Linked DNA regions of Homo sapiens: region 1 is linked to region 2. Evidence: chromatin contacts called from ENCODE Hi-C or POLR2A ChIA-PET data. All regions are on one chromosome and are shown on one strand. The core of a region is the stretch at or near the end of the contact, and the rest is flanking DNA. Distances in the headings are between cores, read along the strand shown. Region 1 has its middle 7.1 kb from the start of IL34. Region 2 overlaps SF3B3 (splicing factor 3b subunit 3).

Region 1 (3,233 bases), core at 533-3,032, 86 kb after region 2:
GCAAGGATAAAAAGGTATAATTATTTTGCTATGCTCTATTTAAAGCAATCGGCACATGGTCAGCACTCAGTATATACCAGTTCTCAGATTTTGCTAACTGCTTTTCTGTGGTTTGACATTTAGGTGGTTTCCAGGTTTTTTTGTTTTGTTTTGTTTTGTTTTTTGCTTCAAGTGTAAACAGCAGTGCAATGGATATCCCAGGCATTCAGCTTTGTTGTCTTCTTTAAAATTATTTTAGAGTATATTTCTGGGTCTTTCTCCATACTACAAATCAGTGTAAAAAGTGGACCCATGCACTCTGCCAGAAGCCATGGGCTGCTTTTGAATTAGCCCTGCTTCCAACCAGAGGGAGCTCTCTGGGAGGTTTAAAAACTGGAATCAGACTGGGCGCGATGGCTCATGCCTGTAACCCCAGCACTTTGGGAGGCCAAGGTAGGAGGACCACTTGAGCCTGGGAGTTCAAGACCAGCCTGGGCAACTTAGCAAGACCTTGTCTCTACAAAAGAACTGTAAAACTTAGCTAGGCATGGTGGTGCACACCTATAGTCCCAGCAACTTGGGAGACCGAGGCAGAAGGATCTTGAGCCCAGGAGTTTGAGGCAACAGAGTGAAGATCCTATCAAAAAAAAAAATAAAGAAAAAAGAAAAAAAGAAAAGAACTGGAGTCATCCCCTTCCCTGGGGAAACTTTCCTGCCTTCTGACCCCCCCACTCTCTCTCTGGTCCCCTGGTTGGTGGCTTCTTATCCTCCCAATATCTGCATATGCTTTCCCATGATATTTTATACTTATTTATTATTTTTTTGAGACAAGGCCTTTCTCTGTCACCCGGGCTGGTCTTTCTGTGTCAGCCACGGCTCACTGCAGCTTGGACCTCCCGGGGTCAAGCCTCTTGAGTACCTGGGACTGTGGGTATGCCACCACATCTAGCTAATTAAAAAAAAATTATTTGTAGAGATTAGGTCTCTCTATGTTGCCCAGGCTGGTCTCATACTCCTGGGCTCAAGCGATCCTCTTGCCTCAGCCTCCGAAAATGCTGGAATTACAGGTGTGTGCCACCGCACCAGCCCAGTTTGTTTGTTTTTAAACAAATAAACTGGTTTAAGTAAAAAAAGTGAGTGAATGCAGGGAAATCTATCTCCATGTAGGTAGATCTGGTTCAGGGGTGTTGTGGTAGACACCTGGCTCTTAGTTAGGAAATGCTGACTAAGGCGTTGCCCTGTTTTGGTGATTCTGTGGCTTGTAAAGCTGGCATGGATTTTCATGTTTTATTTCACCTGAGAACACTCCAGCTTGGGAGATGCCCTTGGGATATGGTGTGGCACTGAGCTTTCCAGATGTGGTGACATTGATCACAGATAGGTGGCACCCACCAGAAATGTACAGCCCGGATCCAGGAGTGTATTTGATCAAATTCATTCAGATGTCTTTGGGTCATAATGGGAAAATGCACGTCCAGAACCCAGCCAATCTTGTTTGAGAAGCAGGCATTTGAAAACAAATTACACGGGCCTGGAGACTGTCTGATTTCAGGCAGAGGCCAGAAATAGGAGGAAAGCACAATATTGCGTTTATATCAGACATCTTGGCAAAGCTGTTGATCTGCTACTGCCTCTGCTTGCCTCATGGGGAAACGCTTGATCAGAAAGCGAGATGATGAATTAGAATATCACAATTAGCAGCCCTCAGTGAATTAATGGATCTAGGCATTAAGTGGCATTGCCTGCCAACATCAGCAAAGAGTGGAGTGCAGTTGTCACGTGCCTTCTGTTGAAAGAACACAGCACCGCTTGTATCGTGACGAAGGGCTTGAGCTTGACCCTGTTCCCACTGCAAACATGCAGAAAGACAAGACAGAGGAGTCCAGGCGTGGTGACTCACGCCTCTAATCCCAGCACTTAGGGAGGCCGGGGTCGAGGATTGCTTGAGCCCAGGAGTTTGAGAGCAGCTTGAGCAACATAGTGAGACCCTGTCTCTACAAAAACTAAAAATAAAAATTAGCCAGGTGTGGTGGTGCATGCCTGTAGTCCGAGCTACTCAGGAGGCTAAGGTGAGAGGATCACTTGAGCCCAAGAGGTAGAGGCTTCAGTGACCTGTGATTACGCCTCTGCACTCCAGCCTGGGTGACAAAGGGAGACCCTGTCTCCGAAAAAAAAAGACAGAGGAACATGTTGAAGTGGACCATGGATCTGCAATCAGGAAACTCTAGGCTGTAGACCAGGGACACTTTTTAAAAGAAAAACTTTAGAAAGAATAAATTTAATAGTTTACTATCATGATCAAGTATTAGGTACTGTACATAATTGTATGTGCTAGACTTTTTGTTTTGTTTTCTTTTGTTTTGCTTTGAGACAGGGTCTCACTCTATCACCCAGGCTGGAGTGCAGTGGTGCCATCGTGGCTCACTGCAGCCTTGGCCTCCTGGGCTCAAGCAATCATCCTGCCTTAGCCTTCTGAGTACCTGGGACTACAGGTGCACACCACCATGCCCGGCTAATTTTGTATTTTTTATTTTTGTAGGGACAGCCTCTTGCTATATTACCTTGTGTCAACTGTAATCACAGCACTTTGGGAGGCCGAGGTGGGTGGATCACATGAGGCCAGGAGATCAAGAGCAGCCTGGCCAACAAGATGAAACCCTGTCTCTACTAAAAATACAAAAGTTAGCCGGGTGTGGTGGTGCATGCCTGTAATCCCAGCTACTTGGGACGCTGAGGCAGGAGAATCTCTTGAACCCGGGAGGTGGAGGTTGTAGTGAGCCGAGATCTTGCCACTGCACTCCAGCCAGGGCGACAGAGCAAGACTCCGTCTCAATAAAAAAAAAAAAAAAAGTTAGTTTTTAAATATATATATTTCAATCAATTAAAGTTATTTTTAAGTCAGGCCTTTTGCAGTATAGTTGATGTATGGTAAAGCTCATCCTCTTTAAGCATACGGTTGGATAAATTTCAACAAATAATATACCAACGCTTCATTCAGGGTTTAAAGCATTTCCTTCACCTCCCAAAATTCCCCTGCGCCCCTTCTCAGTCAATCCCCTTCCCCACTCCCCATTTTGGGATGTCACCGATATAATTTCTGTCCCTGGAGTTTTGCTTTTTCCAGAAAAGGCTGAATGTACATACAGGGTATATAGGTATATACTCCTAGGTATATACTCAAGAGAATTGAAAGTGTTGCCTGGGCGTGGTGGCTCACACCTGTAATCCCAGCACGTTGGGAGGCCGAGGCAGGC
Region 2 (3,407 bases), core at 437-2,936:
TGTTTGAGTAGTCTGAAGTCTTGGTCGAAGGAAAGGCACCCCTCCTCCCTTCTTTGCCCCATTCTCTCCCATGAAAGTCAAAAGTTGTGTGGTCTGTCTTTTGGAAGGTCACCTTTTCCCCTTGGTGAAGATCTGAGACCAGAAATCCTGGCCAGTTACAGCCTTTTGTTGTTTGGCTTTAATTTGCTTTGACACAGCTTTTAGGGTTATTAGGTTTCAGTAATGAGAACATGGGAAATGATACTGTATTCATATAATATTAAAATTAAACAACTGTTATTTTTACACAACAAAAATTTCCAGTACAAAAACTGAGAACTGGAGTAAAGGTTCCAAACTTGGTGTTATGTAGAGATGGATTTTGGTTTTGTTGAAAGCTACTGAGACATCCATTTCAGAGATAACCATGTCCTTACTTGTTTTATGATAGTGAGTAGTGCTTAGTCTTACAAAGCCATCTTATAAGACGTTCCCAAAGCATTTGATATATGTTGACAGTTCTAGCAAAATAACCAAAAACCAAGTATCTAGCTTCTTGTCCTGTATTATTCCTTATGATTTGGAAATTGAACCTTTACTCTGTGGATTCCTGGTCTAACCATTAGAGCATGCCCATTGGGAAAGATCTTTAATCCTTGTTTTTCAGCCACCACAGTAGGTACATATATATGCAATATTAACTGAAACAAAAGTTTCACAAAACAGTAATTATCCTACTATATATGAAGCAACTTCATAAATTACATTTATTTCTGTTATGAAGTGCCTATTGTGCAACACATTAAATTGATTTTACGTCCTGCTAATAGGGCAGAACACTACTGTAGGCCATGCCAATGATACATCTTTTTTGTTTGTTTTGAGACAGTCTCATTCTGTCACCCAGATTGGAGTGCAGTGGGGCGATCTCGGCTCACTGCGGCCTCCGCCTCCCGGGTTCAGGCAATTCTGCTCAGCCTCCCGAGTAGTTGGAATTACAGGCGCCCACCACCACACCCAGCTAATTTTTGTATTTTATTTTATTTATTTTTTAGTAGAGATGGGGTTTCACCCTGTTGGTCAGGCTGGTTTCTAACTCCTGATCTCAGGTGATCTACCCACCTTGGCCTCCCAAAGTGCTGGGATTACAGGCATGAGCCATCATGCCTGGTCGAATGATACATCTTCATTTGACCCCTGCTTCTGTAAAGAATGCTGATTCTGCAGAACTGATCTAGTAACCTTAATCTAGCTGAACCTCATTTGAAGTCATCAGAACCAAAAGTATGCCCTTCATGTGGGTGGGTGGGTGGACCAGCCCTGTGGCATTGAGCTCTTGACAAGTGCTTAGGCAGACGGGTCCTATAGCTGCTACTGCTAGGAGTGAGTCAGCCACTACATTGTGTGGTGCCTTGTCTTGTTCTGTCCTTTTTTTTTAACCTGATTTCTGGTTAAGGGGGTGTTAAAACAAAAATTCAAATGTAAACTAGGAAAATCTCAACTCTTTTAAAAAATTAGCATGCCTTTAGTCAACATTTATCAAGCTTTACGCCAAACGTACTGGATGGGGACACTTGCAGAAGCTGTTGTATGTTGTAGGGTGAGATACATGGAAAATAGATGGCCTTTATGGGATCTGTAGAAGAAACTGAGGGTTTCTGGTATACCTCAAGTCCTCTGACTTCCTTGAGAAACTCATTAGTGTTTATTCAACTACATTTAATTAGAAAAAGCAAATTCTAATAGGATTGCTCATGACCACAGGATTGTTCTGTTTCTAAATAGTGAAAAACCAGAGAGGTCACAGAATAACAATATAAACAACCCCCACCCTCCATTTCCTGGTTATCTAGTTTTCTTACATCATTCCCATTGGGACTAGGATTCTCAGCTTCCAACCCTAGAATGAGTTAGTCTCACAGAGGCTTAAGTAATCTCTATTTTATTCATTAGAGCTTGTGTTCATTTCTACATAAGCTGCTTTTGGAAGAAGTTAGGGGTCTTTCCTAGTTAGAAGGAGTATCTCTTCTTAGGAAGGGGTTGTGTGATTGACAACTGGCACAAATAAATGAAGCTCTAGCTCAGTATGTTCATGTATCAATATTGTAGTATTTAAAATGTCCTCATGTCTCCGATTCTCTTGCTTTGTCCTCTCACTTCTTTAGCAGATGTCTCAAGAAAATATTGAGGAAGCAGAGTATATCTGTAGGCTCTTCTGACCCCTAGTTTTCTTCTGGATCATTTTGCTCTGTGTGCATGTGTATGTGTGTATGTGTGTAATAACTACACATAGAAGAACTGCCTTGGAAGGTTTCTGAAGAGAACTCTTAGTGTTTCATTTGGCTTTGTAATTCTAATGAGTTCTTATCTAACCAACTCCCTTCTTTTCTTTTTCAGATGAGTTTGATGCCTACATCATTGTGTCTTTCGTGAATGCCACCCTAGTGTTGTCCATTGGAGAAACTGTAGAAGAAGTGACTGACTCTGGGTTCCTGGGGACCACCCCGACCTTGTCCTGCTCCTTATTAGGAGATGATGCCTTGGTGCAGGTGAGGGTTCTCAGAGCTTACCTACTTGGCCTGCTTTGTTCTTTCTTGGCCTTCATTGTGATGCAGGCTGCTGTGTTCATGTCTCTTCACCCTCACCTTCCAGCAAGCCTTAGGGGTAGGGAACATATGATTTGGGCACATAATATCCCTCTCTGTATTTGCCATTTTTCTGTTACAGAGCCACATCACTGCAGCTTTCATCTCTAATAAAGATCTTTATAAGTGTTTTGTTAATAAGCTTTGAACTTCTTTGAAGTGGACACTGCAAAACATGAACTATTTAAAAGTTGACCTTGCCTGAGGCCTACTAACTCTTTTGTCTTTGATTCAACTGGTGCCTCAAATGCAGTGGCCCCAGGTCTGATTTTAGTGACAGATCTGATAGATGTGAGGGTCATTCTGAGTGATGAATCAAATTGTTAAAGTCAGGTTTCTTTCTGTTACTGACTCTAGGTCTATCCAGATGGCATTCGGCACATACGAGCAGACAAGAGAGTCAATGAGTGGAAGACCCCTGGAAAGAAAACAATTGTGAAGTGTGCAGTGAACCAGCGACAAGTGGTGATTGCCCTGACAGGAGGAGAGCTGGTCTATTTCGAGATGGATCCTGTATGTTATTTTATCATTCACTGTGGGACTTATTGTAGGGACCAGAGGGAAAGATGGGCATTGTAGTCTAGTCATTTAGATGATAGTATGGTGAAATCCTGTCTCTACTAAAAATACAAAAATTAGCTGGGCGTGTTGGCATGCACCTTGTAGTCCTAGCTACTCAGGAGGCTGAGGCAGGAGAATTGCTTGAACCCGGGAGGCAGAGGTTGCGGTGAGCTGAGATTGCACCACTGCACTCCAGCCTGGCGACAGAGCAAGACTCCGTCT

What was found. Hi-C counts contacts between places; a loop is a spot of excess contacts on that map. ChIA-PET counts read pairs that join two places held with the same protein, here RNA polymerase II (POLR2A). Pooled maps may share reads with other maps.
Region 1: a loop to region 2 is called in a map of right cardiac atrium, with 1.9 times the contacts of the local background. The contact joins two enhancer-like sites. A Hi-C loop is called at or near these places in 2 of 168 maps with a recorded cell type or tissue (dorsolateral prefrontal cortex and right cardiac atrium) and 1 of 50 pooled maps. POLR2A ChIA-PET finds 5 or more read pairs at or near these places in 5 of 52 experiments (AG04450, Caco-2, H1 and 2 more).

Annotation. Positions count from the first base shown.
Region 1 is chr16:70,637,814-70,641,046 of GRCh38, forward strand. It overlaps a transcript of IL34 not described here. Among named protein-coding and RNA genes, the nearest start is that of IL34, 7.1 kb to the right of the region's middle. Within about 2 kb of position 1,783, at least 5 of the 41 ENCODE cell types and tissues checked have a DNase peak (open chromatin) inside an H3K27ac peak, as active enhancers do.
Region 2 is chr16:70,552,070-70,555,476 of GRCh38, forward strand. SF3B3 (splicing factor 3b subunit 3) reads left to right here. Exons shown (of 26, transcript NM_012426.5): 12 at 2,377-2,528; 13 at 2,982-3,137. Among named protein-coding and RNA genes, the nearest start is that of SNORD111, 16 kb to the left of the region's middle. Within about 2 kb of position 1,687, at least 3 of the 41 ENCODE cell types and tissues checked have a DNase peak (open chromatin) inside an H3K27ac peak, as active enhancers do.